Linked DNA regions of Homo sapiens: all the other regions are linked to region 1. The links are chromatin loops, found by intact Hi-C in ENCODE. Cell type or tissue: mammary epithelial cell. All regions are shown on one strand.

Evidence for each region. Peaks named below come from ENCODE experiments on the same cell type or tissue, not always from the same donor. Only the 100,000 strongest peaks of a DNase experiment are listed, where the experiment ranks them.
Region 2: a loop joins it to region 1, with 9 times the contacts of the local background. A loop is called at or near these places in 3 of 110 quality-filtered maps.
Region 3: a loop joins it to region 1, with 11 times the contacts of the local background. A loop is called at or near these places in 2 of 110 quality-filtered maps.

Annotation. Positions count from the first base shown.
Region 1 is chr1:100,862,396-100,870,395 of GRCh38, reverse strand. No RefSeq gene overlaps it. Among named protein-coding and RNA genes, the nearest start is that of EXTL2, 28 kb to the left of the region's middle. In mammary epithelial cell, CTCF peaks have their summits at 1,833 (motif pointing right) and 3,801 (motif pointing right); a DNase peak (open chromatin) is centred at 7,675; H3K27ac peaks cover 578 bases.
Region 2 is chr1:100,746,599-100,754,598 of GRCh38, reverse strand. No RefSeq gene overlaps it. Among named protein-coding and RNA genes, the nearest start is that of VCAM1, 31 kb to the right of the region's middle. In mammary epithelial cell, no CTCF peak of the experiment used is centred here; no DNase peak of the experiment used is centred here.
Region 3 is chr1:100,668,672-100,676,671 of GRCh38, reverse strand. All of the region lies in intron 1 of LOC124904231 (a long non-coding RNA gene), which reads right to left. Among named protein-coding and RNA genes, the nearest start is that of LINC01349, 26 kb to the right of the region's middle. In mammary epithelial cell, a CTCF peak has its summit at 4,906; no DNase peak of the experiment used is centred here.

The DNA.
Region 1 (8,000 bases):
AATAGGGATGAAAATACCTGCCCCAAGATTCACAGGCCATAACGTGTAAAGAGAACTTTGCAATAGCAGGAAAATTAAAGAATATTGTAAAAGCCATCACTGATAAACAGCAGCTTGGCCAACAGTTAAAAAGAAAGCTTGGTTGTGAAGTAGTAACTGTGTCAGAATTATACCTTAGAGTATAAAAAGAAGCGAGAGTAAGTATGCAAGTACTGAAAGCAATTTAAGGGGCCCACTTTAGCTCTAGCTCAGAAGGAATATGTAAATGAAGTATTTATTTAATCTAGAGAGGCCTCAAGTCTCTTTTCTTTTTCATATGTCAATATTTCTTTTATCTAAAAGGAAAAAGAATCAAATTCTTGATTGGAATATTTTCAGTAGTTTAAAAATATATATATCTGAAGCAATCAGTCTTACTTTATAGCCGTAGGTCCTAACCTGGACTGATTTTGCCCCCGAGGGGACATCTGGCAATGTCTGGAGACATTTTTGGTTGTTACAATGGAGGGCTTGCTACTGGCGTCTAGTGAGTCGAGGCCAGAGATGCTGCTAAGCATCCCACAATGCACAAGACAGGCCCTCACCACAAAGAACTAAGTGTCCCAAAATGTCAGTAGTGCTAAAGTTGAGAAAAAATATATTTGGCATTATATTATGGAATATTTCATCAGTCTTGTATCATATCACACTACTTATCACAATGAAAGTTGCATTTTTAAAGTTTTATCCTGTATAACAATGCCTATTGGAACAGAACATTAAGGGAAAATGTGCTTGTATTTCTGATAAAACATCTGATGCATGATGCTATGACCCTCAACCTCATCAAAGAGCCAGAAATTTCCCTGGTTAAGGTTTATTTTTGATTCATTTTCTTTTTCTCATCCACATACCTCTTTCTATTTTCACATATTGAAGAAATAGAGAATGGAGCTTGATTTTCTGGGAGGGAACATATGAATGAATATATATATTTCTGAAGCACCACAGAGAAATATTATATAATATGCTGTGTGTTTTAATAATGTCTCAGAGAAAGTCGGCATGGTTGAGTTAAAATAAGCTAAATATAAATTCTCAGGTAAGCATACTTATGTGTGAGTATGTGTGTCCAAATATTTTTGGTTTAAACAATAAATAATATACAGCTAGTGAAGACAATTTATATAGAAAAGAATCTTGCGATGGGAGAATCAGGGAACTTTCTTTCTAGTATCAGCTAGGTGACTAAGTTAATTAAATTTATCTGGGTCTCAATTTCCACATATACAAAAGAGAATGACAAACTAAATGGTCAGGAAATTTATTTCCCGTTTCAAAATTCCATAACCCTAAACGTGAGTATTGAATTAATAGGTTTTAAAGTAGCTATATTATACTTCCCAGCAAGAAAAAATTATCCCGTAGAGTTTAGCTCTGTTGGAACCTCCCCTACATCCTAATCCTATCTCCCCAGAAACACTGTCTCCAAGTGAATTCTAACTTAATAAACATCACTAGTTGTTTGCTGCGTTTTAGGGCCAAAATACGTGATGATGATGTCATCACGCAGTGGTAAACACCGACTGGAAGAGGTTGTGATTTCACAGATATTTTACTTCTTAACAAAGCTATTTAATGGATACCACTGGCCATTATGAAGAACTCGAAGACAGTTACAGCAGGCTAACAAACCACTTGACTCAAATTGAGCTATGAATCAGAAATGATCATATACAGCAGCTAATTTTTTAAACCCAGAATGCAAATACGAATTGTAAAAACAATTAAATTATTTGATTTCATTTACACTGGTGAAACATGATTTTTATGGAATTTACTGTCTGACCAGCAGATGTCAGTGCAACCTAATTAACTAACATTTTTAGTAGTTTAAATACCTGCCAGTAAACTAAGTGAAGTAGTCTTAAAATAGCAAAGTCAAAAACCTACTGTCAATGTTTTTGATTAAGAATATCTAAGTAGAGCTATAGAAAATATCAATCCTTCAAAAGTTAAATTAAATGGGTCCTTGCCTAGGTAAATCATATTACATAAGTTATGACACCTTGTTATCATAATTTCTGTGACAATAGCATTTCTCAGTGACATATAGAAGACATGACCTTAATTAAATACAAAATGCTAATCTGTGGCGAAGTGTTAGACTAGCACGTTATTTTAAAAACTCACATATCATAGACACTTGAGTCAAATGTAACTTAATTGTCTCTGAGTGGTGTATACAAAGCCTTGGAAGAACCCATTAATTCCCAATGAACACTAAACATTAGTAATGTGATACCATTTGTTTTCTACAATGCAGCCTTTTGCATTCAGCAAAAATTGTAACTGTAATGACAATAACAGCAGCACCTATTATGTGCTGAACATTCAGCTTATATTATCCCATATAATCTTTGTAACAACCCTGCCATGTAGAGGCCTGTGTCACCCACACCTTGAGGATAAAGTAACTAACATTCAAAGAGGTTAGGTAATTTTTCTAATAAAAGTTACACAGCAGCCAAAATGACAAACTTCAGATAGTTCCAAGGCTGTACTCTTCCCTTTATGCAATATTCCATTCCTTTAAAAATGCTATTTTATGACCTTTTATTGAAAAGGCCTCTCATCATTTATCACACTTAATGCTAAAACTATATTTTATACAAAATATTTCTACAACAATGATATGGCACACAACGAGAAGTAGACTAAGAATAAATGAAGGAGTATGTGTACAATTACTTTTGAAAAGCAAAAGCCATAATTTCTTATAAAGTAAAACATGCCCTCACCATATAGTAGCAATCCCATGCCTAGGTATTTACCTAAGACGTATTAAATATATGTCCACACAAAGACCTATACTCAAATATTTATCAAAACTTTGTTCATAATCATCAAAATTTGAAAACAACCCAAATTTCCATCAGCTAGTTAGAGGATAAACATATTGTGGTTTATCCATACAGTAGCATGCTGCTCAGCAATAAAAAGAAACAAACTACCTTTACATGCAACAGCATAGCTGAACCTCCAAAGCATTAAGCCAAGTGAAGGCAGACAGACACAGAAAGCCATATACCATATGCTTCCATGTATATGACATTCTGGAAAAGGCGATACTCTAGGGACAGAAAACAGATCGGTGATTGCCAGGGCCTGGAGGTAGAAGTGGGGGGTTGGGTATGAAAGGGCATGAGGAAATCTCCAGGGATGATAGATATATTCTAGATCTGATTGTGGTGAATGGTGATAAGACTATATACATTTATCAAAACTCATAGAATTGTACACTTAAAATTGGTGAATTTTACTTTATGTAAATCTTACTTCAACAAATCAGACTTTTTTAAAAAGTGAAAGACATTAGACATATAGAAAGTATTAGTGACGTCACCATTAATAAAATTTCTGAAGAGTTGAGCCAAACAATAAGAGATAGAAGAAAAGTTAACAAACAACCCGAATCTTTGCCTAGTCTGGGAATGTAGGAGAACAGAAACCAGGGCTCTGGTATTAGCTTGCCAACCTGCTTGTGTGATCTTGAGTGAGGCATTACTTCTCTCCAAGTCTCAGTTAACTTACTATTAAATAAATTGCAGTAAACATTTAAATTCTTTAAACTTCTTGAACTCTTCAAGCTAGAAAAACAAACCCCAAAAAGTATAAGGTTCACTGTTCCAAAAATTCTCCCCCTTGCTGATCATTAAAGAAAAGCCCAAGTATGACATGTAATTGCTTTGGTAGAGAAATGGGGTTCACAGTATTCACTATTAGCACTCACCATTCCTTCAGAGAGGGTAATTATTCTATGTGGCCAGCAGGTGTCATTCACTCATTTATGAAACCTGATAATTCTCATATCCAAATGCTTTTTTAAATGAATGTTGGCTTAATATTTTCATTTGTAGCGATTATGAACATTGTTTCTCTCGGTAAATGCTTACAGGAAGGAAGATATCCTAAAAATTCAACCTAGTCCTCCATTTTTTTCTCAGTCCTCATCAGGTATGCTAATTAAATCTATATATCAAGATGAAAAAAACATCTTTTACTCCGTGATGTTTAATGTTTCAAAGATTTTTAGGAAACAAAGCAATGGCTTTATGAACATTACTTACCCAGTCTTGGCACACTCAGTCCTTTAACAACATTCTCGTCATTCTGTGTCACTCCCTGCCTGAAGCCTTCCCCTGGCAACTCCGATACCACAAAACTTTGTTATCCTAAGTAAAGCAACTTCCACACTGTCTTATAACTATTTATGTATAAATCTACTTCTCATCTCTTTTGACTACTCTTCAAACCATAAATTCATAGGTTATACCAGTGCTGTGTACCCAAGCATGCAGCATAGCATCTTGTGCTCAATAAATGTTGGTTGATGGTGAACAAAAATGTAAATGAATATTTGAAACAATTTTACCATCTCAAAACAGATGGTGTTTCTATGACCAGGTGAAAAGTAAAAGGACTAAGGGATGGTGAGATCAATTGAAAAACACATAGAGACACATGCCTATTTTCCCTGGAAAAGCATATGGGATAACTGTGACTTATAGATAGAAGAGTAAGGGCAGCAGCATATAGAATCCAAAAATTTGAGATAATAGGGCAGATACATAGCTTACGGAATGAACTAGCAGGAAGTCTTAACCTTTTTGTGCCAAAGACATTTGAGGATGCCTATCAACCCTTTCTCCAAATAATGTTTTTAAAAACATAAAACACATACGATTACAAAGAAAACTAATTGAATTTAAATATAGTTATCAAAATATTTAAAACTATTTATAAGATCTAGCAGCAGACTTAAAATAACTTATAATTTCATAAAAGTGAAGAGTGTAAATGATATTTTGAGAAATCTGCGACAACTGTAACATGATATGAAAAAATATTTTTGACAGTCACAGGTACTGCTGATCTTCTGTAGTTTTTGCCTAAATTCACAATTGGTGAAAATGCTAGATTTCAGTCGAGTGAAATTGAAGTTGTAATTTTTTTCTGAAATTACATAGATCCCTTAAATTCTATTTGTGAACCACTTGAGGTGGATCTATGAACCCAAGGTTAAGGGTTAAGAACCCCTGGGCTGAATACAGGTTAGGATGGTGGGAAACAAGGAGTTATGAAGGGTGAGGGAACAAAAGGATTTTTCTTCTACAGACAGAGTTTATCTCTCTCTCTCTCTCTCTCTCTCTCTCTCTCTCTCTCTCTCTCTCTCTCTCTCTTTCTCTCTCTGTCTCTCATTCTCAAACTCACAATATTGGCCAGGTGTGGTGGCTCATGCCTACAATCCCAGCACTTTGGGAGGCTGAGGCAGGAGGATCACTTGAGCCCAGGAGTTCAAGACCAGCCTGGGAAACATAGTAAGACCTTATCTCTAAAATAATAAAATAAAATAAAAATGGAACAATAAAGCTCACAATATTCACTTCCCCACCTCTCATTTTTTCTTTACCTCATTACAATAGGGATTATATCCCTATCACTCCCTAAAATCATCCTTTTCCAAGTCTTGCCTGATATCTAGGCATTACACAGTCTGGTGGGTATGGCTTGGTTCTTACCTTATTTGATTTCTCTTTGGCTTTTTCACTGTTAACTACTCTCTTTTCAAATGTCTTTCCTCCCTTTGACTTCACTTTTTCTTTTTCTCCTTTCTCTTTGTAGGCTCCTTTTTAGCCTCCTATCCTGTCTTCTCTTCTTCTGATGGTGGATATGTCCCTGGAGTTCTACCTCTATTTTGCTTCTCTTCTCACTCTGCACACTTTCAATGAAATGCTTTATCAATCTAGTCTATGTCTCTAGCCCAAGCCTCTTTCCTGAATCTAGATCTCTATATTCAACTCTCTATGAGATACTCTTCTGATATGTACCAAGTATCCCTCAAACTCAACGTATCCAAAATTAAACTCATCCTCTTCCCCTCCCTGGTTCTTTGTTTTCATTTCCTACTTTGGTGAATGACATTACAATCCAAAACCTGCCCGACTCAAAAGTCTAGATGTTATTTTTTACTTCATCTTCTCTCACACCACCAAACATAAAATCAATGGCCAAGTTTTAAAGATTATTCATCTTTAAGATAGCTCAAGCTTGTCCCTTTTTCCCAGCTCTACTATTACTGCCTTGGATATTCTAATAGCTACCGGCAATCGTTGTTTCTAATTTGTCAAGTATTATGCCAAGTATTTTACACATGCTGTCTTATTTAATTCTCATATTATCCCCTGAGGTAAGAATCATACCTATAATTACAAATGAGGAAACAGAAGCCAAAGAGGGGTAAGAACTTGTCCAAAGTCATAGGGATTCTAAATGGCAGAGCCTGGATGGGAACCTCAGTCTGTTGGACTGCAAAGCTACATGCTTCCTTGTTGCTCTCAGGATCTCTGGTGTTCCTCACCTACACTCTACTCATCACGCTACCACTAAAATTCTTCTCGGAGGCAAGTCTGATCACCTTACTGTGCTGCTTGTGATTTTTCAGTGTTCTTGAGAATCTTCACCATAGTGCTCACACTCCTATCCTGGCCTTTATTTGGTCAGGCCTAATGAGCTCAGACCTCCCAACCTCTCCAGCCTCCCCTCTAACAACCATACAGCTTGTGCTCCACACCCAGGTGCTTCCCACCCCACCCACACACCTCAGTTTCCCACTCTGCTGTATTCATTTGCAAGGGCTACCCTAAAAAGGACCACAGACTGGGTGGCTTAAACAACAGACATTTATTTTCTCACAGTTCTGGAGGCTGGAAGTCTAAGATCAAGGCGTCAGCAGGGGCAGTTTCTTCTGAGAGCTATGAGGGAAGATCCGTTCCAGTCCTCTCCCCTTGGCTTATAGATGGCTGCCTTCTTGTTGTGCCTTACATGGTCTTCCCTTTGTGTGTACAACCCTGATGTCTCTCTGAGTATCCACATTTCTTCTTCTTATAATAAAGACATCAGTCAGATTAGATTAGAGCTCAACCTAACAGCCTCATTTTAAGTTAATTACCTCTTTAAAGGCCCCATCTCCAAATACAGTAATATTCTGAGGTACTGGGAGTTAGAGCTTCAACATATGAACTTGGGAGGGGACACAATTCAGACTCTAGCACCCACTAACCCAGCTAACTCTCACTCACCCCTCTGGATGCATTTGCTCATGTCACCCTCCCTAGGAAGTCTCTGAAGCCCTAGATCTGAGTTAAGCTTCCCTCTATTGTAGCACTTCGTATTCTATATTGTAATTTCCTTTTTACTTCTCCAAAACCTCCATTGGATCTAACTCCTTGAGGGCAGGAGCCGTGTCTTATTATTTATTTTTCTAGCCACAGCCCCCAAACCCCAAAGCTGAATCACATAGGTGTTTAATCAGCTAATTAATCAGACAAAAATATATTGGTTCATATTTTCCAGATCCTTGTTTTGGTCAGGCACTTTTCAGGAAATTAATGTTAAAGTGGCAAAAGGCAAACAAGTCCAAATAAAGCCCCTCCTCTCATGGAGTAAATATTTTCACAGGAGGACAATAAGTTGGTGAAAATACGTGATATAATCTCTGGCCCCGATAAAGAAAATAGAGTAATGTGATGGAGAGTAGCTATAGGAGACTTCTTTCACTGGTGGTTCAGGAAAAGCTGGAGGAGGATGTGAGGTGTGGTTTGAATGATGAGTTGTTAAGGCATGCTCTGTGGGAAGAGAATTTCAGGCAGAGAGAACATCAGGGGCAAAGGCCCCAATATAGGAATAAACTTGGCAAGTTTGGGGGATGACAAGAATGCCAGAGGACTGCAGAGCAGTAACTGAAGGTGAGAGTAGAAGGAAATAATGCCAGAATCTTGAGCTGTGGACTAAGTACAAAGGAAGCCTCTGAAATGTTTTCACCGGGGATGGGATATGACGATTCATATGCTTAATAAGATCACTCTGGATGCTGTATAGGATGTAGATTTTAGAAGGGCAAGAGTGGGACAGGGGGACAAATTAAGAGATTGCTGGCACTAATTCAGAGAAGTGGTTCT
Region 2 (8,000 bases), 120 kb after region 1:
CTCTATTCATTGGACAGCACTTAGGCTCTAGAGATTTCTTGTTGTCCTTTTCAACCACATTTATCTTATTCACCAACTCCGTGGGCCTTCTCTAAGATACAGCAGTGAGCTAATATAAAAACTTCATCTATACTATTTTATTTATGCTTATGCTTCCAAGGTACCATGTAAGTACAACTATTTTATTTGTTGGTTTACTTCTCTATATTCTGGCCTTTTCATAAAATGTTTGAAGTAACTAATAAAAATGTTTTTAATAAAATGTACACATAAAGAAAAAAACACATTGAGACAAAAAATGCAAATTCAAACTTGTATACAAATGTAAACAAGGGAGAAATAGTAAACAAACAAAATAGGCCGTAAAATAGTACACAGATGCTACAGTTAAGTTCTAAATTTGGCTAACAATATTTCGGTGATCAATGGAATTCAGAAAACAGTGGAACGTTTTCATAGGACTGAAAGGAAAAAAAACTGTCAACTTAGAATATATTTTGATACCAATAAAAGTACCGTTCAAAATGAAACACACACACAAAAGGCTTTCTCATACATAAAACACTGAAAGAATTAGTGATAAGCAAACATATACTGTGAGAAATGATAATGGAAGGTCTTCAGATGGAAAGAGATATCAGAGGAAAATTTAAATCTACAGAAAAGAATAATGAGTACTGAAAACGGTAAATATGTGGTTAACTATAAAGTTTTTCTTAATTTTCAGATACCTTTAAGAGACAATTGATTGCCTATAGTAAAAATGAAAACAATATATTTTTGGGTTGAATACATCTCTAGAATTAAAATGTCCTACAGCACAAAGGCTGAAAGGGAACAGGAAGTGTAAAGAAGTTCTGTTGTAAAGTTCTTCTATGTGAAGTGGCATAATATCATTTGAAGGTAAATTGTGATAAATTAAAGGCATGCACGATAACCCCTAAAGCAATTACTAAAAACCAAAACATAAAATAATAACAATTAAGCTAACAAAGAAGATAAAATAGAATTGTAAAAAATATACACTATCTATCCAAAAGAAGGCAGAGAAAAGAGGAAATATGGAGTAAAGAACAGATGGGATTCATCCTACACCATAAACAAAAATCAACTCAAAATGGATTAAAGACTTAAATGTAAGCCTTGAAAGTATAAAACTCCTAGAAGAAAAGATTGGGGAAAAAATTCATGGCATTGGTCCTGGCAATGAATTTATAATTATAACACCAAAAACACAAGCAGAAATTGAAAATAGACAAGTGGGACTATATCACATTAAAAGGTTTCCACACAGTAAAGAACACAAACAACAAAATGAAAAGGCACCTATGGAATTGGAGAAAATATTTGCAAACCAAATATCTGATAATGGGTTAATTTCCAAAAGATATTAGAAACTCTTACAACTCAATAGCAAAGGAAACTATCAACCCGGTTTAAAAACTAAGCTCTGGACTTGAACAGACATTTTTTCCAAAGAAGACATAGAAATGGACAACGCATATGTAAAAAGATGCTCAATGGCGCTAATCATCAAGGAAATGAAAATCAAAACCACAATGAGATATTGCCTCACTCCCGTTAGAATATATATGACAGTAAGTGTTGGCAAGGGTGCGGAGAAACTGGAATCTTTGCATACTGCTGATAAGAATGCAAAATGATACAGTCATTATGGAAAACAGTACAGAGGTTCCTCAAAAAATTAAAAATAGAATTCCCACATGATCCAGCAATTCTACTTCTGGGTATTTATTCAGAAGAATTGAAATCAGAATCTCAAGGAAAATTAGCACTCTCATGTTCATTGCAGCACTATTCAAAATAGCCAAGATGTAGGAACAACCTAAACGCCCACTGATGGATGAATGAATAAAGAAAATGTGACACATACATGTAACGGAATATTAGCCTTAAAAAAGAAGGAAATCCTGCAATATGTGACAGCATGGAGGACATTATGCTAAGTGAAAGAAATCAGTCCGATACAAATACCACATGACTCCACTATATAAGTATCTAAAATAGTCTGATAGAAGCAGAATAGAATGGTGGTTTTCAGGGGCTGGAGTAAAGGAGAAATGGGGAGTTGCTAATCAGTAGTATGATGCTTCAATAATGCAAAATAAATAAGCTCTAGAGATCTCCTTTACAAAATTGTACCTCTGGTTAACAATGTTGTATTGTACACTTAAAGATCTATTAAGAAGGTAGATTCATATTAACTGTTCTTGCCACAATAAAGTAAGAATAAAACAACAAAAGGACACATATAAAACAAATAACATAATGATAGATTTAAACTCAACTAACCATATCAATAACAATAAATACAAATGTCTAAAGATTTCAATTAAAAGGGAAAGATTGTCATGTTAGCAAGAAAAGCAAGTTCCAATTATATTATGTCGGCAATAAATCCACTCTAAATATAAATGCACAAATAGGTTGACACTCAATGGATAGAAAATTGTAACATGCTAATACTAACTAAAAGACAGCTTGAGTGACTATATTCATATGACACAAATTAGGTTTCAGAGCAAAAATTCTTACAAGGAAATAGGTTTTTACATAATTATGAAAATTAATCAATTTTCATAATTCATCAAGAGGATATAAAAATCATAAACAACTATTTACCTAATAAGAGAACTTAGAAGTACATGAAGCAAAATTGATAGAACAGAGAGGAGAAACAAATAAATCTAAAAATATAGTTGGAGATTTCAAGATCCCTCTCTAATTAATTGATATAAAAATTGGACAAAACTGTAAAGACTTGAACAATACTATCAACCAATTTAATACACATTTATGGGACAATCCACCCACAGCAGCAAACTACACATTCTTTTCATGCACATGGAACATTTATTAAGATATGTCATATTCTGGCCATAGAACAAGTCTCAATAAATGTAAAATGATTACATTCATACATTATATGTTCTCTGACAAAAACTGAATTAAACTGGATATCATTAATCAAAAGATATATAGAAAACCATAAAATGTACAATTACCAAGTAATACTTCTAAATAACCCATGAATAAAAAAGCAATTCAAATGGAAATCAGAAAGCACATTGAATTGAATGAAATATCATATCAAAATGTCTGGAATACAACTAAAGTAGTCTTCAGGGAGAACTATTTAGTACTAACAGCCTACATAAGAAAAGAAAGGTCTGAAACAAATGGCCTCCACGTTAAATTTAAGAAACTTAAAAAAAAAAAAAAAAAGCAAATCCAAAGAAAACAGAAAGGTAATAAAGGTAATAAAAATTAGAGCAGAAATCAATAAATTTGTCAACATATAAATAAAAGAGAAAATCAGTGAAATCAAAGCTGATTCTTTGGGAGCACTAATAATATTTGTAACTCTCTAGCCAATCTGGTCAGGCAAAAAGAAGAAACATCACTATAGACATTACAAACATTAAAATAGTAATAAGGGAATATCAGGAACAACTTAATGCCAATAAATGTTAAAACTTAGATGGGATAGACAATTGTCTTGAAAGTCACAACTACCAAAGCTCACTTAAAAAGAAATTGATAGACTAAATAGCCCTGTATATGTTTTTAAAATTAAATTTTTGGTTAATAATCTTCCACCAAAAAACTTTAGATCAAGATTGTTTACTGATAAATTCTACAAAGCATTTAAGGAAGAAATATTACTAATTCTCCAGAAAATGTTACAGAAAATTGAACAGGAAAGAACACTTTCCAGCTCATTCTGTGAACAACTAGGGGAACAGTTTGAGGCAGATGGAAATTGAGATGCTTATGAGATATCTATGGAGATGACCAATAGATCTCAGGAAGCAGAGAGGCTGAGTCTTAGAATGTATATTTGAAATTATGACCATTGAAACCGTAAGAAAGATGAGGTCATCAGGGGAGAGTATCTAAAATGAAAGGAGAACTGAGTATGGAATCCATGGTACAACATTCAAAGAATACATGAAAGAAGGTTGTGAGGGAAGTAAGAGCCAGAGAAACAAGAGAAAAACTAGTATAATGTGATGTAATAAAAATAGATTTAAGGATTACGGAGTGGTCAACTATCAACGCTGAAAACAGGACGAATAAAAACAGATTGCATTTGGTGCTATGACAGGCTGAAATTTTCACACTACAATTCAGATGTGCAAAAAAACCTTTATTACCTAGCATTGATTTGCTCTTGCCATGACTCATCATTTCTGTTGATACCAGAAAAAGTACTTCAATTAATTGAAAGCATTTCTTTCACTTTAAAAGCATTTTTTCATATTTACCGATCCTTTCAATATTCCTTCCCTGCCCTCCTTTCCTCCTCCCGGGTGCCATGGGGCATATGGAGGCAGTGGGAGTCTTGTGCTCCCCAAGCTGTTGCTGGCGCATTCTGACCTCTGCTGGATAACCATTGTCCTGTGCAGTGTTGCCAGTGTAGCTGGTCCCGCCTAATCTTGGCATCACATTATTAACTACTGAGAACTGTAGACCTTGCCATTTTGTCTGGTCATAATGTTCCCACACTTTGTGGTTTTCTAATTCCAGTTCCAGGTCACTTCTTGTCCGCTAACCTCCTCAGGCCTCTTTTCCTATGCTTCTCTATTGCTCCCATGCTGCATTAGAAAATGCAAGTCTTCTTTGAGAAGCTTCCACTTGTGGGGAAGGGGAGTACTAATTCCAATGCTTCTTTAGTTCCCTCAAAAATATTTAAATGATTCTACTCCATTGCCCCTCCCATATTTGATCCCAAAGCAGAGAGCAGCAAGGACATTTGTGTTTAATATCTTGTCACTTTTTTCTTTCTTGGCTTCTCTTCCCAGTAGTAGAAGAGCTTTCTCCCCATCTGTGTATCAGGGGCCTACTGTACATTTTTCATCTTCTCTATATTCTGGTTTATTACACTATATCTTGAAGCTCTTACTATATTAGAAGAATTTCTGGAATGTAGAAAAGTGTCTTACTTTCTATATAGTCTTCCTTATAAAGCCATTGTATTCCTGTGGATTTAAATAAATCTGGTTGAAATCTCAAACTGAGCAATGATTCTTTCTCACCTGGCTTCTCTCTGCCTCCATGAAACAATGAATGGCTGAGTGGAGAAACTGTGGGACAAGCAGAAATTAGAGATTATCAGAAATGAAAATAGCTTTACATTTCAAAATTATCCCCATTTTATTAGTTAAGAAAATATTACTAGTGAACTAGTCTTATAAGGGCTGGTAGAGATAGGGGTTGAAGACAGGAAAAAGTGTTTGAATGAGAGACTGTTTCCAGAAAATATAAGAAGAGGCAGTTGTAAATTTGAAAGAAAGTTTAATGGCTGAGTGTGGTGGCTCAAGCCTGTAATTCCAGCACTTTGGGAGGCTGAGGTGGGCGGATCACCTGAGGTCAGGAGTTTGAGACCAGCCTGGCCAACACAGTGAAACCCTGTCTCTACAAAAGATACAAAAAATAACTGGGTGTAGTGGTGGGCACCTGTAGTCCAGGCTACTCGGGAGGCTGAGGCAGGAGAATTGCTTGAACCCGGGAGTTGGAGGTTGCAGTGAGCCAAGATCGCACCACTGTACTCCAGTCTGGGCAACAGAGTGAGGTTCTCTCTCAAAAAAAAAAAAAAAAAAAAAAAAAAAGCTTAGCCTTAGACAGGAAAGGTCTTTTCAAAACTCAAGGTTCAATTAATACCTTCTAGGGTAAACACTTACTTTTATTAGAACAGTGTTTCCCAAATATAGGCATAAAAATCACTGCGGATATTTTTAAAAATTTAATTTCCAGGCCCCACCTAACGGAGTCTATAACAGTAGGTTTGGAATAGTGCACAAGACTCTCTATTTTTAATGAGTACCCCATGAAATTCTCATGATGAGGAGAGTTGGGAAATACTGCCAGGACACTAGTAAATGGCAAGTGTGTAACATTAAGAGTTAACTCAAAAATGACTAGACCATTTAAATAAGAGGAACTCAAACAAATAAGAAGCAAGGCTTTATGAGATTGTCACAAGGCAAAATAAACTGGCTTTTTCAGTTTTCTGCCTGGGAGCATGAAATTATTTTCACAAAAATGTCGAGTGTCCATAAAACTTGGCAAGACAACGACAGAAATCCCAGTGAAAAGCAACTCCTTGAGTCTGCTGCTTTTTAAGTAGGATTCATGTGAATATTTCTAAATTTCTAAGTACCAGATATGACCCCAAGCCAAAGTAATAATGTTCATTTTTATCATGCATTCAAGGTTCTATATTTAATAGTCCTTCTTGTTAGATTTAGCATAATAATATTCAATGTCCTGGTAATTGAATGAATTGTAATTGCATGCAGGCTGGATTAAAGAAAAGAAGAAAAGTAGTCATAACAGTCTTAATTACAAATTCTGATTTTAAAAATCTTTTTACATAGACTAAAACTTTCATTTGAGAAAGTTAGTTAAAATTCATCACAATACAATTCAATTTAGTGGTGATTCACCATGCCCGCCTTACCCACAAAATCAATGTCGTCTCCTCATTCTTCTTCTTTTCAAGACTGAAACATTGCCTTTGCAATGTTTTACTGCTCCATAATGCCCCCAAAGTCCCTTTCAATGAGAAAAGAACTAAAAACAATAAAATGCTCTCTCCTGATAGCATTGTTCTTCACTAAAAAACCCAGACATTTGGTTCCATTCAATTTGTTATACTCTTCTCAAGCAAGCCTTGCAGATTAGCCCCTTTTGAGAGAAACCATGCTCTTCAATAGCAGCAAAGCCTGAAAAGCCAGGGCACACTTTTTTTTTTCTTTTTTTTTTTTTTCAGAAGTGAAATTTTCACTATCATTGTGACTAAAACAAAAGCTTTTCCCAAGAGCATTACAAATGTTCCTTTTCTCTCTGCAGGGAAGCCTGGCCATTATGAATCCATAGCAGAAATTACTTGTTAGTGTTAGGATTAGTTTAAATATTTTATTTTTCTCCTCAAGACTCCATTGAAGTTGATTAAGCAAAGGATACAAAAAAGATTCCCTAGGCCTCTGTTTGGCTAAATGTAAGAAAACTTTATCTAAAATAAAGTGAGGGGAAAAAGTTACCCATTGGAAGGGATCTTAAAGTTTATCTGGCCAAAACTCTTAATTTTACACAAAAGAAAACTGAAGCTCCTTAATATATAAGATGATTGACCCCAGTTATTGCCTTCCCCAGTAATTTTAGTGGTCACTTTGATTGGTACTAGCATATTCCCCAAATCTGCAATTAGCAGAGCAAAAGAGACATTTCTGAGGATTCAATATGGGAAACAGACTTTAAAAAATTTCTTTGTTAGATCATTATTTGAACATGCATTTCCTCAAGAAATGTTTGTGAGCCTGTATAGACTTTTCTTTATTTGTAAGCAATCTTGATTTCTGTCTGATAATTTTCCTACATTATTCATCCAGAGCAGAAAAGGTGATGGTGATGGTTACATGATGTAGACTGCCATGAATTTTTTCAACCTGTTATTTAGTCATGGTTTGACTACCACAAAATCAGAATAAGAGATTGCAAGTTTCCCATAAATTCAGAAAATATTCTAGCAGCTGAGAACCAATACTATCAAAAGTCTACAGTGAGATTTGAATCCATTTCTAAGAAAACCAGACAATGAAATCTATGAGGTTACTAAAAGTTTACTGATATAATATTATAATATTATGAAAGTGCTAGTGTATCTCCACTGAAATCAACCATTTACTTCCTTCCCAGTAGAATATTGGACAAATAAATGAGATAGTTTCATATTCCGATTTATAAACAATATCTGCTGCAGAGGGAAAGCCCTGGCAAGTATCTTCTATGCTTCACTTTAATGGCAGTCAGCCAGAGAAGGTGATTGCATCCAACAGCAATCACTCCCACTTCAGAGACCAGGAGAGTCAGGGAAAAAAGTTTTCTTCTTCCCCAAAGTTGTCAGCTACCATCCAGGTCTAAGACTTGCCTGCCTTCCTTTACCCATCTCATTTCTGTGACGTCCCTTTAAAGGC
Region 3 (8,000 bases), 190 kb after region 1:
CTTTTTCCTAACAAAAGGATGATTGATAGCACCCAAATGAACAAGGGAATTCAGGAAGAGGAAACGATAAATGAGCCTTCCTCTGCTCAAAGGAGATATTTAAACTCTTGAGTTTAGCCCACAGGATGGGCCTGTTTCCCATCTCTATACACATACTGCAGTCTTGGAGTCCAGTAGGGAGCAATTGCCAATGATCTCCATATGCATTAGACATGAAGCACTGTGAAGCTGCCAAACACTTTCAGTGTAACAGGCATATACACCTTCCTTCAAAATGATAGTGCTATAAAAACCATTCTCACACGGTCATGGAGCCTTTGTTAAATGCTAGAAAACCGTAAACTTTTCTGCCTCTCAACCACTTTCTAGATTTGGAGAGGAAGAAAAAACAAAAAGAAACAGATAATGAGGAGTAGGAAACTTGTCAGGAAAGATTTCATAGAAGGGATAACCCTTGAGCTGAGACTTGCAAGGTGAGTAAATATTCTCCTGGAATTTTGGAAGAAAGGACAATCTGAGCAAAGATTTGGAGGTGAGAAACAGCCAGACATATAAGATTCACATCTTCCACATTATTTTCATTCTCTGGCATAAGCTTATAATTTGGGATGAAGGCATTATAACCTGCTCTATTTAAATGGTTTTTCTCACCTACTTGCTTCCCAGTGGCTGGTCAGACAGATCGATTCTAAGAATATCCACCCTCAGCAAAGAGAAGCCTCAGAGTTTTAATGGAAGAGATAACATGATCAGAGTTGTGCTTTAGAAAGATCACTCGGGCAGCAGTGAGGAGGATGAAGGGGAGAAAGACAATTTGGAGTGAAATGAAATAGCCCAAAACATAGCAAGAAAAGTTGGTAGCCTGAACTAAGATTATGCAGGGAACTTGAGTAGGCTGATTATTCCTCTTTCCTGCAAACTGATGTTTTTAAAATATTTGCTCAACATTTGTTCATAGAAGGAGCTGGTTGCTAGTCCCCACACACAAAATCAGAGCTCTACATTATCCAGAACCCATTTGCTTCCTAATGCAGTTTAGTAACTGTTGGCTGCAACTGAAGCAGGCCCCATGAAGGTTTCAGCCCTCACCCAAAGGCTTTTCAGTGTACTTCTTTCAATCAATGCAGTATCCTCCTTTGAAGGCTATTGGTATATACAAGAGGTACAATGGTCTGTAAGCACCACTTATAGATTAGCATCCCAAGCTCCTAGCTGGCACGACCTTACCCCTTGGTCTGCCTTTGCTTGAATTAAAGCATAAAGAACATTTGGCCAGGTGCGGTGGCTCACGCCTGTAATCCCAGCACTTTGGGAGGCCAAGGCGAGCGGATCACAAGGTCAGGAGATTGAGGCCATCTTGGCCAACATGGTGAAACCCCATCTCTACTAAAAATACAAAAATTAGCTGGGCGTGGTGGTGCATGCCTATAGTCCCAGCTACTTGGGAGGCTGAGGCAGGAGAATCGCTTGAACCCAAGAGGCAGAGGTTGCAGCAAGACGAGATCACACCAGTGCACTCCAGCCTGGGGACAGAATGAGACTCTGTCTCAAAAAAAAAAGAAAAAAAGAAAAAAAAAGAACATTTAGGTAGGAGAAAATTGATACAGGCACTATTTTAAAAAGTATGATCTATATGGCCCAGTGACTATAAAGCAGGAGATAAGGCAGAGGAAAGCAAAGTCAGCAATGGACACTGAGAAAGAAGAATTGGAAAATAGAAGAAACTTGAAACAGATGGACTTGAAAGTTGCATTAGACAGGATTGATTAATCGCTCCCAAATCTCAATGGCTTAACATATAAAATTCTCACTTATACAAAATCCAATGTAATTCCTAGTAGGAAGGGCTTCTTGAGAGGCTCCCCTCAAAGTGATGACTCATAGACCCAGACTCCTTCCACCTTGTGGCTCTGCCATCTCATGGTTTCAAAGTTGTCCAGGTACCACCCTGTCAGCAGATGTTTAGAGTATCATGCATACTCAGATACAATGCACACACTTCCTCTCACATTCCATGGGCAGCTGCTTGTCATGAAACCCACCTAGACATACGAGGGAGTCAGAAAGTTAGTCCCTGTCTGGGCACTGCTGTCCAACAACTCTACACCGTGGAGGGGATCACAAATTTGGTCATCACCCAGCCGACTCTGTCACAGAGTCGAGGGAAGAGAAAGTTTCAACACATGAGTGACTATTACATTTAAAATTTTATAATTCAACAAATGAATGGATAAACAAAATGCAGTCTACACACAATATGCAATATTATTCAGCCTTAAAAAGGAAGGAAATTCTGACACATACTAAAACATGAATGAATCTTGAAGAATTGTGCTAAATGAAACAAGCTAGTCACAAAAAGACAAATATTGTATGATTTCACTTATATAAGGTACATAGAGTAGTCAAATTTAGGGAGACAGAAAGTAGAATGGTGGTCAACAGGGGAAAGGGGGTGAGGGAATAGGGAGTTATTGTTTAATAAGTACAGAGTTTCAGTTGAGGAATATGAAAAAGTTCTGGAGATGGATGGTGGGGATGGTTGCACAACCAAGTGAACGCACTTAATGTCACAGAACTGTACATTAAGATGGTAGAAATGGTAAACTTCACATGTATATTTATCATAATGAATTTTTAAAAACTTTTTATGAAAATGTTTAGCCCTCTGTTACAATATCTACTATCTAATATTTATTGGCCATAAATCCTTCCAGGATAGGGTCATACCTAAATAGATAATACCTAACTTTTTAATTTTTTCATATGTTATCTGCTTTAACTAAATGAATAGTCACAGAATAATTTGTCTCCAACTTGATTTCCAACTCTTGTGGAGACTAAATACCACAGGTTTTCAGGTCTAGATGTAAAAGACAACTGGATTTCTTTAAAGCTTTGCCTTGTTCCGTCATGCCTGGATTAAATACCCCAAATTCTTGACAAGTTGGTCCAGCACAAAAAAAGTAGATCAGAATGTCAGTGGAAGAAAAGCATGGGAGCAGATCATATATACACAATATCACACTTCTTTTTCTCATATATATGATATATATTTACTTAATACATGTATCACTTAAAAAGTTAACTGTAATCTACTGTAAGCATTGTGATTACAAGAGCTGGTTGCTTTATTCTGTATATTTGCCTTCTATTTCCAAAATGTATTTCATATGTGTATATTACCTTTCCAATCCACTTGTCTAAAAAGCTGTTAGGTTGCTGCAAAAGTAATTATGGGTTTTGCCATTAAAAGTAATAGCAAAAACTGCAATTACTTTTGTACCAACCTAATGTATAGTGCTCAGGCTTTCAGACTGTTGGTATTGTTAATGCTGGGGAAAAACTTTTAGCATATACATAAGGGTTGATCTCTGAGATACATCTTTCCTCCAGAGATTTTCTATCTAAAAAAATTTTAAGTATATTTGATGCCTTCTAACCTGTGCCTGCTTAATCCTTCTATAGGCTTAGTTGACCACTGTAATTTAACATTTTTCAGAGGAATAGAAGACCTCTTACTAAGAAACATGCCACATAAACAACTTTTTTAGTGATTTTAACCTTTCTAACAAATATTTCTGTTATAGAGGGGACAGAGGAAGTGACAGGATGTCCAAGTAAAATATGCAACGATGGCAAGAAATACATTTATGAAACTCTCCCCAAAGTCCTGACAAACACAATATTTGTATTCTTCAACATTTTCGCCCTTCATTCCTCTGACTCTTTTGTTTTGATTTCCTTATTTGTCTGTTCTTCTTTAGCCATCTCTGCAGCATCTTTTCAGAGAGTCATTGGGCAAAAGGGAACATGAACTCAATGCTCCTCTCCTAAAAACAAAAGTGCCTGGTATTAAGTAAGCACTTAATAACTCAAAAAAACACAAAAAACAAAAACAAAAACAGAGCCAAGACTGAAGACTACAAAGGCAGCCATTACAGTAGCAATGTAGAGATTAGCTGTTCAGTAGACTCCTCTTTCAGAGAGACTTCAATGGGACCAAATTTGTAGAACCTTAAGGAGGAGCTGAAACAGAGTAATTCATTTTTATTACCATCCTTTGAGTAAGGGAAAAAAATTATAAATTTAATAAGACTTTTTGTTTTATACATTTTTTAAACACTAAAGTTCATATAATTGGAATACAAAACTTCTTTGGGTTCTTGTCGGATTTGATCACAACTTTTTCTTTAATTGTTTCTTACATAAGCATTGTAGCTTATATAATCCAAAGTGACTTATAGTCCTGGAGTAGCAGAATCATGTTTTGTCACTTTTCTTATATCATGGTCAGAGTTAAGCACTTTTCCAGGTACTGGTAGTTGCTTTATACATACATATCAATTCATTTTTAATCAAAGAAATAAATGTGCTTGTAAAAGAAAAACAAAAATATTTTTAAAGCCTAAAAGACTTTTGTAGAAAAATAACACAGTTCTGTTTGAACATCCCCTATTCCCTACCCACCCTTGACTGAGGCAACTACTTTGAGTTCTTACAGCCATTTCTTCTAGTATTTCTTTCTATATTACTTTCCAATATGTGTGTTATTTCTTGATTTATTAAATATACATCTTCTCTATTGATTTTTTTTGCATTTAATGCCCTTACACCATCATTGCTCACACACTCAGTTCCCCTGTCCCCTTATCCCAATAAAGCCATATCATGATTTATGGTAAAGTAAATAATCAATAGTTGTACTACAATAATGATGTAAGTGTTATTCACTGCTGAGCCAAACAGTATGTAAGAATTATACTTTCCTTTATCAACAGCCTGTTTTGTTTTTTTTTATTTTCAAAGTTTTCTCCATGACTAATTATTCCATCACATCTGGGATGTGTTTGTCCATATTATTTTTCAAGAGCCTTTTTCTTTCTTTCCCCTAGAGCTCTCCCTTCTGGGCTTTTGCATGCTGTAGCAGTTTTCATTCTGATACTTCCTTCCCTTGGCTACTGTTCCTTAGCTAGCCATTTCCCAAGCCTTGTCTTTCTCTTCCTTGTTTTACATATTCCCCAAAAGCTTTCTGTGACAGGATGCATGGGAGTTACATTTTTTTTAGCTCTTGTATGTGCAAAAATGGATTGTTTTCCACACTTGATACCTGAGTATGAATGAACCAATGAATGGATATGGACATAGCATGTGTAAAGGCCCAGAGGAAAGAAAGCATTGGACATTTGTGGAATGGCGAAAGAGAAGAATAACAGGCTTGTATCAACTGAACAAACAATAAGAAAGTGGACTGCACCATTATTTTCATAAGAAGGCTATTTAAAAATGAGAGCAAAAGAAATAACTTTGCTTGAATATTATTTCAATAAATTACAAAAGCTAAGGATCCTCTAGAAGAGCACAGGGTTGTCTTATCTACATAGCTGCACTGAGTTACAGACAATATCATCAATGATTTTATAATCTATATTTTAAAATTCTAACAGCAGCAAGATGTTGCGAGGAAAAATTATTCACAGATACCTTTTCCTTCTGGCTTCTAGCAATTTCTCCTATAATATCTATGTGAGGTCATTGAGGCTATTAGGTCATATGGTAGTTTCCAAACTTGACTGGGCATCAGAATTACCAGGGGGAGCTTTAAAAAAAAAAAAAGAAAAGAAAAAAAAATCAAGTTCCAGTTCTTACTCCAGATCTACAGACTGAGAAGCTCATTTGGCTAGAGTTTGGGAGTAGGAATAGGGGATAAGTGGGAAAGGATCTGAGATGTTTGTGGGATTGCCAGTGAATGGAAGCTCACCTCTCTTGCACAGTCTCAGAGTCCAGCAACCCTGAATACGTTATTCAGGGGCAGAGGCTATGCCTTGTACAGCACTGTATCCAATGCCCAGAACTCTCTCTGGCCAAAGGCACACACTCAATAAACTTATGCTAAATTAAAAAAGGGTTGACACTCTTCACCTTAAACTGTAAATGCTGATTATATACCTGCTCCCACATCCTGCCATCCCTAACGAGCCTGCAAGATGCTTAAGTTCCTGAACAATATCCTTTATATTAGCACACCAAAGTAAAATACAAAAAGTGTAAATACATGCAAGCAATAAATATAATAAGGAAGTTATTGAAATATATAAGAAATATAGTACATAAACTATCAATTTTAACTAGATTTATTTCTGATATCAAAGCCATAAGCCAAGGCCTGTTGTGTTTTTGTTTGTTTGTTTGTTTTAAGAAAATGTAAGAGAAAATAAAATGTCAAGACTGGAGATAAGATTGAGAGGTCGAGAGAAAGAATCAAAGACCTCCAGAAAACTGCTCCATGCTGAAGCACTATTGCATTGGACAGAGGAAGAGTCCTGTTAAAAGGAGATTTTGCAATGTTTTTATTATACAACTGTTCCATAGCAGCATATAGTCTCTGTTGGATTTTTGAATAAATAAATGTTTATATGATGTGAACTGTATCCAACTATTATTTGCAAGAGATAATAAATAAAGAGCTGACTAATACCATCTTTAGCAAGGACATGAAAACTTCCTCATCCAGGAAGACAATGCTTAAGAGGGCAAATTTAACCAATGAGGTGCTGTGTTTTTTAAAAAAAGAGTCAAATGATAATAATTAATAACAAGCTTCAAAGCAATTTTCCCCAAAATGTAAAATTCAAGAACTAAAATTTAAGAATGTTAAGTTTCCTACGTCTAACAAAATGAAATATTTTATTTTGTGCATCATGCTATGCAAATATATAAAAGCTCCCACACACATAATTTTTAGTGTGTAAGTCTCATATGAAGGCAGATTTTTGTGGTAAGTAATTTTTCATCTATTTCTTTGGAAAGGAAATGGAAACTGTCAAAATAGCCTATGGTCATTTTTTTCCTTTCAGTTTCTAAATTTTTTTCTGATTATTAAAATAATATGTTTATTCATAAAGTACATACAAGTGTAAAAGAACAGGAAAAAAATTAGCCATTAATATCTTGCCATATTTTATCTTTTTTAATTCTTTACATAACTGAAATCTAGTATATAAATTTAGTATCTTGACTTTTTTCCACTTACCATCTTTGTGAATATATTTAGACCTGTTTCTGATTGCTGTCTCATTATACATTCCTAGAAGAATAAATAGGGTGTAAACATTTGAAAGACTTTAAAGTATACTGCCAAATTGCTTTCCAGAAATTTTGTACCCATTTGATAAGGATGCTCATTCTGTCTCACTCTGCTTAGCACCTGATTTAAAGAAAACTGTTTTTTGCTAATGTAAAAGACAAAAATGTAATTTTCTTTTTGTTTTAATTTGCACTTCTTTGAGTCCTAGTGAGATCATTTACATTTACTGGATTGTTATATTTTTATTATGTGAATGGAAGATTCACATCCTTTGCCCATTTACCTCCCAAGGTCTTGCTGCTTTAAAAAAATCATTTTGTATGAGTTATTAATAAATTAAAATTATACATCCGTCTATCATACTTCTTGCAAAAACCACTTTCTTCATTCTAAGTTACACTGACGGGAAGTTGAACTGATGAGAAAACATTACTTTTATAACAGCTTTTAAAAAAATAAAGAAGGGAGCCAAGATGGCCGAATAGGAACAGCTCCAGTCTACAGCTGCAAGCATGAGCAATGCAGAAGATGGGTGATTTCTGCATTTCCAACTGAGGTACCTGGTTCATCTCACTGGGGAGTGTCATACTGTGGGTGCAGGACAGTGGGTACAGTGCACCGTGCATGAGCCAAAGCAGGGCGAGGCATCGCCTCACCCAGGAAGCACAAGGGGTCAGGGAATTCCCTTTCCTAGTCAAAGAAAGGGGTGACAGACGGCACCTGGAAAATCAGTTCACTCCCAACCTAATACTGCGCTTTTCCAATGGTCTTAGCAAAGGGCACACCAGGAGATTATATCCTGCACTGGCTCAGAAGGTCCTACGCCCACAGAGCCTCGCTCATTGCTAGCACAGCAGTCTGAAATCAAACTGCAAGGTGGCAGCAAGGCTGGGGGAGGGGTGCCTGCCTTTGC